Linked DNA regions of Homo sapiens: region 2 is linked to region 1. The links are chromatin contacts, found by Hi-C in ENCODE. All regions are on one chromosome and are shown on one strand. Each heading gives the region's core, a stretch centred on a gene start or an enhancer-like site at or near the end of the contact. The rest is flanking DNA. Distances are from core to core; before and after follow the strand shown.

Region 1 (4,465 bases), core at 672-3,171:
AAAGAATGGAAAAAGACATAGTACATAAATATTAATCAGAAGAAAGCTGACCTAGCTATATTCATTCCACAAAACATAGCCTTTAAGTAAAGAGCATTATTAAGAAAAGAATGCCCTTGGACACAGCAATTTGCTCCCAGGTATAAGCACAGAGAAAATCATACACATGTGTAGCAATTGAGGCAGATAGAATCTAAAATGATCACCAACTATCCCTTCCTTCTGGTATTTATACGTGCAATCTCCTTCCTTTGACTGTGGGCAAGACTGGTGAATTGCTTCTAACCAAGAGAATATGGTCATGTTGATGGATGATATGTCTTGTGATTATTTTACCTAAGAATATAATGTTTGTCATGCCTGCAGACCCTCTCCCTTGCCGGTTTTAATGAAGCAGGTGATCACTCTGGGGAGGCCCACATGACAAGAAACTGAGGGTGCCCTCTGCCGACAGCCAGCAAGAAAATGAAGCCCTGGCCTGGCAAACTGCAAGAACCCGAATCCTGCCAACAACCACATGCACTTGAAAGTGAATCTTCCCCAGTCAAGCCTTGAGATTAGAGCACAGCCCTGGCCAACACTTTGACTGCAGACTTGTGAGGACTTGAAGCAGAGGACCAAGCTAAGCCCTGCCCAGACTCCTGACTCACAGAAACTGTGAGGTAACAAATGTATGTTATCTAAGTAACTAAGTGTTGGGTTATATTGGCCAAGTGCAGTGGCTCACACCTGTAATTCCAACACTTTGGGAGGCCGAAGTGGGTGGATCACTTGAGGTCAGGAGTTCAAGACCAGCCTGGCCAACATGGTGAAATCCTGTCTCTACTTAAAAAAAAAAAAGGGTTATATTCTTATGCAGACATAGATAACTAATACAAGAGACATATATAAGACTGTCAGTAGTAAAACAAAACAATAACAAAATCCTGGAAACAACCAAATGCCCATCAAGAAGAGAGAGGAATGAATAAACTATGTCACAATATGGATAAATCTTAACATCATGATTCTAAGTGAAAAAAATGTTAATTACTAAAAGATTACCTCAGCATGATACCCTTGTAAAAAACTAAAAACAAAATCAAATTCATATATTATTTAGAAAGACAAACATAAATAAATTTCTTGTGAAATTAAACATGACGTTCTTATAAAGTTATACATAAACTTACCACATGACCAAACAATACCACTCCTAGATATTTACTCAAAAGAAATGAAAACATGGCCGGGCGCGGTGGCTCATGCCTGTAATCTCAGCACTTTGGGAGGCCAAGGCGGGCAGATCACGAGGTCAGGAGATCAAGACCATCCTGGCTAACACGGTGAAACCCCGTCTCTACTAAAAAATACAAAAAATTAGCCAGGCATGGCAGTGGGCACCTGTAGTCCCAGCTACTCGGGAGGCTGAGGCAGGAGAATGGTGTGAACCTGGGAGGCAGAGCTTGCAGTGAGCTGACATCACACCACTGCACTCCAGCCTGGGTGACAGAGCAAGATTCTGTCTCAAAAAAAAAAAAAAAGAAAGAAATGAAAGCATAGAGCCACACAAAAACCTGTATATGAATGTTTAAAGCAGCTTTATTTATAATTGCCAAGAACTGGAAAAAATCCCCATGTCCTTTAACTGGTGAAGAGCAAAACATACTGCAGTATACAACAGAACCCTGCTCGGCAACACAAAACAACAAATGACAACAAACATACAACAACAACAAAGCAACAAACATACCACCACATGGATGAACCTCAAATGCGTTATGCTGAGTGAGTAAATCCAGACTCAAAAGACTACACATTGTGTGATTCCTTGTATATGACTTCCTGGAAAAGGCAGAACCATGGAGACAAGAAACTGAGCCACTAGGTTGCCAGGGGTTGGAGGTAGAAGAGAGGAATTGACAACAAAGAAGCAGAAGAGAACACTTTAGAGTGACGGACCTGTTCTATACCTTGATTTCGGTGGTAGTCATACAGCTGAATTTACATGTCAAAACTCATAAAAGTATACTCTAAGAAGAGTGGGTTTTACTGTATGTAAATTATACCTCACTTAAATAGATAATATATACACACATCAGGTAAGTGCTCCTTTTGACAATGCCCCAAACCACATCCTCCACCCTGCCATACCCTAGTGCCCCTCCCTGCTCCCTATGCAAAGAACAAAATGAGAAGTTGTGTCATTGGAAATGTTATGGTTAACATAACTACAGAAAACAACCTGGAATGGGAACCAGAGGAGAAAAAGGAGAGTTTCAACAATTAAAATGATGTCTAGAAAACAGTCAGGAAAATGGAGAGCATGTTCATTCCTCCGTTTGCTTTGGGATGCATGTCTATGACTTTACAATAGTGAATCTTATTTAGCTTAAAGTGGAAGTCACTGAGTCATTGTCCAACCACCTGCAACACAGGGAGACTCGTCCCAAAGTCAGTAGCCCTATTTCTTCCGGATTCACTTTGCCTTGGAACACCCTGATAAACGGCCCATTAGCAGCCCACGAAGAGATTAAGAAACAATTCTGTTTAAGAGAATGCAGTTTCGCAAAATGATCCTTGAATCAGAATGTTCTGCTTCTGCTATCTTTTATGAGCAAAAGGAGCAGAGGTTTTGAGGTCACAGTCAGCCTGACCATATTTTGTTCTTATCTCCCTATTTTCTACTCCATAATGAAATTTAAATAGCTCGCTATCGCTAAGTAAATAATTGGTGCCGTAACAGCCTTCTGGAAGCTTTTAATTGTGTCAAAGCAGCTCTTCAATTCTAAACATTCCTTACAACCGAACGATAGTTAGAGCTTTGGGTGTCTTCTTGGCAGATGGAGATAAGAACACAAAATGGGATAAGAAGGCAGGAACTTCCCATTAATCATGGCAGTGTTCCTTTATTCCAAGATCATAAAATGCTTGAAATCACAGCTTTGTCTTGGTGAGGGAGGGAAAGGGGCCTGACTGAGACGCAGAAAGTCTAGGTTTTAGTCTCTGCTGGGCCCCTGCCCAGCTTCCTGATGTGGAACGAGGTGCTTAATTACCTCTTTGGACCTCATTTTCCTCCTGTGTACCCCAGATTCCGTAGCCAGGGTGTCCCCTCCACATTGCCCCAGGTCAAGGTGCTCTATCAAGCAATAGTCTTACCCCCAGTTCCAGATGTGGAGCTTCTCCCCTTCACTTTGCTGTCTGTCCAGGGATCTGCTTTGATCTTACCAATGTCCTAGGGTCCTTGTGGAGAAGTGTCCCCACAGGGTGGCCAAATTGTGGCATGCAAGAGAGACTCCAGGCACTGGCCAGATGCTGCTAACCCAAGATAAAGGGTTACCCCAGACAACGCTTTCCACAATCAGAAATTACTGGGAAATCCATCTGAAATCAATCAAATAAATTTCTTTGCCGCACGACTTCCCAGAGTCTTTATTTTCTCATGTACTTTGAGACTTTCCTAGAGGGAGGGACAGAAGTATTTGACCAAGGAATCCACTTTTTTTCCAAAGATCTATGCTCAGGTCTGGCATGCCTTAAAAATGCTGGTCCAGATTTATGACGCTGTCTGTTGATTTTTCATTCATTATCTTCAAATCAGGAGGGACTCAACCTTGGCTGCAGAATAGCATCACCCGGGCCCACTCCCTGGGCCTCATCCCCAGGGAGTACAGTCACATTTGTCTGAGAGGTGAGTACTGCTTTCAGCTCTCCTACAAATTCTGACGTGCAGCCAGCATGGAGAGCCGCTAGCTCAGGGAGCAGGGGAAGGGGATTCCTGCTCCTAAGCGTATTCTAGAGTATACAAGAGGGAGCACAGCCCCACTCCCAGGTCAGTGTTAAGCAGTAAACCCAAGAAAGTGTTTATCTCTCTACCCAGAGTCAAAGCTACAAGCCCCCTAAGCCCCGTACATACTGGGAGGATCTCCATGGAGGATGTGGAATGAGTAACACAGTATTTCCTAACAGTTACTCAATTAGGATTCTGGCCCTAATCATCACTTTTAAAAACCCCGTGGACTTTTCCTTTCAAAACGGAAATAACTTTACTGATTTTCTGGTTGAAAATTTAATGCCTACTCATGGCTGGGTGGGGGGACTACATAGAAGTGTAAAGAGAAAACTAATTGTTCTTAATCCCCCTGCTGTGAGCATTTTGTATTTACTTCTAGGCCTTAATATGTTTTTAATGTCACTTTGTAACTTGTTTTTTTTTTTAACTCATCAACATTTCTCAAATGTCTTTTAATCTCAGTATAAATAAAACAAGATCATTATTTTTAATGGTATTGCCATATTCTAAGTAGACCACAAACTATTTAACCGAACCCCGTGTTTAGCTATTCTAGTGTTTACCATCAGTAAAGGAATAGAATCTTTGCACATACATCTGATTGGTTTCTTAGAATAAATTTTTGGAAGTGGAAGCACTCACTCCAAATCCCAGAAGCCAACTGAACCCACTTAGGTGGGCTTCCCTTTCTAT
Region 2 (4,465 bases), core at 606-3,105, 930 kb before region 1:
GTAGCAGTGCTTGAGGCAGGACATGTAGGCAGAGAACCATATCATCAGAGACCTCGTTTGCAATGCTAAAGAGTTTGGATTCTGTCCCACAGGCAGCGGGAGCTCCCAGACACACCTTATGCTGCAGCCATGCCAAACTCTGGCTGGTTCCACAGCCACTTCAGGCACTTTCACAACTCTGCGCAGTTCATCTTGTTTCTTCAGCTCCAAATTCCAGCCCCACCTGGCAAAATTATATCATTGTTCTGAGTTGTATACCTGACAACACAGAATTGCTTTTACTAAACTTGGCATGGACATTCTGCCATTGGTTCCCATAAGATGTGAAAACAAACCCATGAAAATTGCTACCCTCTTGACTGTAGTGAAGTTGTTTAAAAGTATTGTTTGTAAGATTTCACAGGGTTTTCTTTATGGGGGCCACCAAGGAAATGTCTCTCAGTACCAAGAATATTTGAGATCTCCCAGAGCTGGTTTGTGTTTAAGCACACTGATGCATTTCAGATGTTTCTCTTCTTTGCTTTAGCTCAGAGCTGAATCTGTGGCCCATCTCTATTGAGCCTAAAGGTCTCTTTTTATTTATTTATTTATTTATCTTGTGGGCTAATCTCACCATGCCTTTATTTTATTTGATTCTTCCTATTTTCTCAATATCCTGATTTCCTCACTTACTTTTATATGGATTACCTATAGTTTTGAGATCCATCTGAAATAGTTTTTGAAACAAGTTGGGCTACACATGACCAGGAGAGTAAATAAGAAATAAGTCATCATTATTTGAGATTCTTTAATGCCACCTTTTTTGTGAAGCCTCCTCAGATTCTCCAAGGCAGAGTCAGTCAGTGTCTGCTTGGAAAGCCCGCATGCTTTGTTGATGCATTTATTCTAGTCTTTCTGCATTGCTTTATTAGTAATTGCTTACATATTTGTTCATCCCACCCTTCTGGAACACCTTCAAGCCAGGAACAAAAAAATTTAATTTCCCTATTATTTTCCCAGAATCTCATGCTGTAGGTAGGGACACATTTAATTCTTGCTGTATGAATAAATAAATAAATAATGATAATGTAAAAGAAACTTGGGTTAAACTTATCTGTTAAGAGAGCAGAGAATTGGGTAAAAGAATACAGAGAACAGGCTGGGCACAGTGGTTCATGCCTGTAATTCCAGCACTTTGAGAGGCCAAGGCAGATGGATCACCTGAGGTCAGGAGTTCAAGACCATCCTGGCCAACATGGTGAAACCCCATCTCTACTAAAAATACAAAAATTAGCTGGGCGTGGTGGTGGGCACATGTAATCCCAGCTACTTGGGAGGCTGAGGCAGGAGAATCACTTGAACCTGGGAAGCAGAGGTTGCAGTGAGCCGAGATTGCATGATTGCACTCCAGCCTGGGCGACAAGAGCAAAACTCTGTCTCAAGAATAAAAAAAAAAAAGAATACAGAGAACAGTGATCAGGAAGCTCTGAGATGAATGGCTCTATAGAAATACCAAGATACCCAGATGGCCTCAAGTAACTCAGGGTCAAAGCATCATTCTGAACATGTAGTTGAGAAACAGCAAGAGAAAGGAAGAGAAGGAGATTGCACTTGTTTGAGGGGAACATGAACAAGGCTAGATGTAAAGCATGTGGCCGTAAGAACAGTCACACAAGAAACACTTATTGAGCTACTACTGAATTATTGCACTGGAGGCTGTGCTTACATGTCATAAAAAACAAACAAACAAAGAAAAACAATAGTCTTGCAAGAACATGACCCCTTCATCCTGTGACTAAAGGCAGGCTATATGAATTAAAAATAATGAAAGCAGGATTGGGAAACACATACAAATTATGAGAATATTTACTGAGTGCTTTTATTTCACAGTTGCAATGACTCATTAATGTATTGTTCAGTGCTTCACCATTCACCTAGAGCTTTCATGGACATAGTCTCCCTTGGGACACACAGTGACCCTGTCAGGGCAAAAGGGCAAATGATTTTCTCTCTCTTTAGTAGATTAGGTGGCTGGGTCTCAGATAGCCTGAGGTACTTATACAAGTGCATTTACGTGGTTAGTGGTTGGTTGGTGGAACCAAAAGGGAGGTTTTTTTAGCTCACCATCTATAGCACAATATCCATTTTATTTTGCTGCCTCAACAAGTTTTAGACAATGCCTGGTAACAGCCTACCAATAAGACTGAAACTATTTGGAGAGGTTCATTGTGTTGGTTCACTCACTGTGACTTCCCGGAGCCTCTGGGATAAAGTTCAAGTTCATCAGCATAGCATTTGAGGCCCTTCCCAGACTGGCTCTACCTGCTCAGGTGGTGTAAGTCCCCACATTCTTTCCTGGTGCATCTATACCTGCTATGCTTCCTTCTGGGGGTTTGAGCCAAACAGCCATTCCTCCTCTGGAATCACAGAATATCAGTCAGGATCTTTGTTTACTCTTAAATGTTTCTACGTCCTTGCAAATTTTGCCTGTATTCCATGAAATATCCATATTTGTTTTAGCTATAAAAATGTTGAAGGGACTTGTTAATACTCTCAATAGCTTAGCCTTAGAGTGAAGCTGCAGACAGACATGTCATATTTATTCTCTGGCCTTAAGGACTGCCCTACATGAACCTCTGGAGGTGAAGCCCAAGTTGAAAGACAGGGCATTTTGTTACACTGTGAACTTACTCAAGACAGGGAATGTGTCTCATTCTTCTTTTTAACCCTAGCACATCCTCCGATGTATTATATATTAGCTGGCTGCCTGGCTGGCTCAATGGATGGATAAATGATAGATGATAGATGATAGATAGAAGCAATAGATGACACTATGCAAAGAGAAAAATATCTGTTTTTGCCAATTATATATAATTTTAAAAAGTATGCCCTATAATTAACCTCACGGTCTCTTCAACTTTTGCACAATGCTGTAACCCTTGTTGACATAAATATGAAAAGCTTATATATGATACAAAAATAAGAATGCATTCATATGAGCGTCTTTTGGCAAAGGTCCAATAGAAAACTTCTAAATCTAATTTACCTCATTAATTCTTTTCTCTGATATTCAGAGAAGGCTTTTTTCCTTTAGCATGTATAATAGCATAATGTAGGAAATATGTTCACTTTCAAAATCTCTGTGGGCTATGTTTATTGTTTATTGATTGTACCTATTCTAAACTATGCCTTTGCTAAAATTCAAATTTCTTCCATTATCGAGCAGACAAAAATGGGTTTCCACAAAGGTGACTATAAAGTAGATTACCGTTGACTTTTGTTTTGTAGAAAAGAACAAAGGAGGAGAAGACATACGTCTTCATATAATCAATTTAAACCATTTCTTATTAACAAAGTGATAAACATTTGGCTAGCAAAGAGTCAACGTGTGTCAAGTGTGGGTGAAAGGAAAGGAAGGTGAGGTTGTTTCAGGGTGAGGGTAAAGGTTAGGGGTGGTTGGCTGTGGTCCCTGGATGGCAGAGTGGGGCTATTTGGAATTTTTTGGGGATTTTCCAGAAAATGTCAAGAAATAGTCTTTTTTCTCTCTTATAGAAGTTTTGAGAAAAACTACCTAAATTAGCTAATTACTTAATTCTTGATTTTTTCCTTATGGAAATGTTTATATACATATAGTATATTTAAAGGAGAACAAGGAAGGGAAGAAGGCATTGAATGTGTTTGTCTGGTATGGCTCTCTACAAGTTAACAACTTGCAGCCTCTGTGACACTCATCCGGTCATGGTTGGATGTCAGGAAGGTGACAGAACAGAATGTTTTAAACTAAAACAAGGTGGGGAAGTTAAAGATATAATTTTAGAATTTATGGACATTTTAAAATAGTGGGATTTTTTTTTCCTTTTTAATGAAAATATCGGAGAACAAATGACATCTAAAGTAATTACTGCAGTAATTTACCCAATTGAGTCATTTGGTTAGCCTGGGGAAAGTAAGAGTGCATAGGTTTAAATGAATAATATAGTTTGCCTATAAAAAGGAGTATTTGTGTCTGTGAGTGTGTGTGTTATATTTTAAAAATGAAGAAATAAAATATTTTAGTGGACTGGGTGATATTTACCTATATTTTTCTTTTCTTTTCTTTTATTCCCTCTTTTTCTACCATCCTCTCTCTCCCTTCTCCTCCTTCTCTCTTTTTCCTTCCCATTCTATTTTTCTTCATCTCTCACTTCCTCTTAACAATGTTGGACTAGAAGTCCAGGTAAAGTCCATGCTTTTAATTAACTTGCTGTATGAACTTATTAGGTGAATCACTTAAGCTTTCTATAAAATTAGAAGGCTGACTTTCTTCCAGGCCTCTCATTTTGTGATATTTCTCTGTTTGACCAAAATAGTGCATAATCTATAGCTGCTGTCCTTTTCCTTCTCTCCAGATGCCCCTCTGTGTCAGCTTCCCAGGTGGGATGGGGTATATTACCAGGCACAAGATCTCTATGGATAGAAGGACTGAGGAGTGTTGACTGGAAGATAT

What was found. Hi-C counts contacts between places; a loop is a spot of excess contacts on that map. Pooled maps may share reads with other maps.
Region 2: a map of PC-9 shows a loop between it and region 1 (4-fold over the local background). The contact joins the enhancer-like site here to the promoter of LINC02832 in region 1. A Hi-C loop is called at or near these places in 2 of 168 maps with a recorded cell type or tissue (Calu3 and PC-9), 5 of 37 single-sample maps with no recorded cell type and 5 of 50 pooled maps.

Annotation. Positions count from the first base shown.
Region 1 is chr2:219,727,449-219,731,913 of GRCh38, reverse strand. It overlaps LINC02832 (long intergenic non-protein coding RNA 2832), which reads right to left and starts at 1,921. Exons shown (of 2, transcript NR_185880.1): 1 at 1,733-1,921.
Region 2 is chr2:220,658,286-220,662,750 of GRCh38, reverse strand. No RefSeq gene overlaps it. Among named protein-coding and RNA genes, the nearest start is that of MIR4268, 750 kb to the right of the region's middle. Within about 2 kb of position 1,855, at least 2 of the 41 ENCODE cell types and tissues checked have a DNase peak (open chromatin) inside an H3K27ac peak, as active enhancers do; they include PC-9, where a contact is called at or near this core.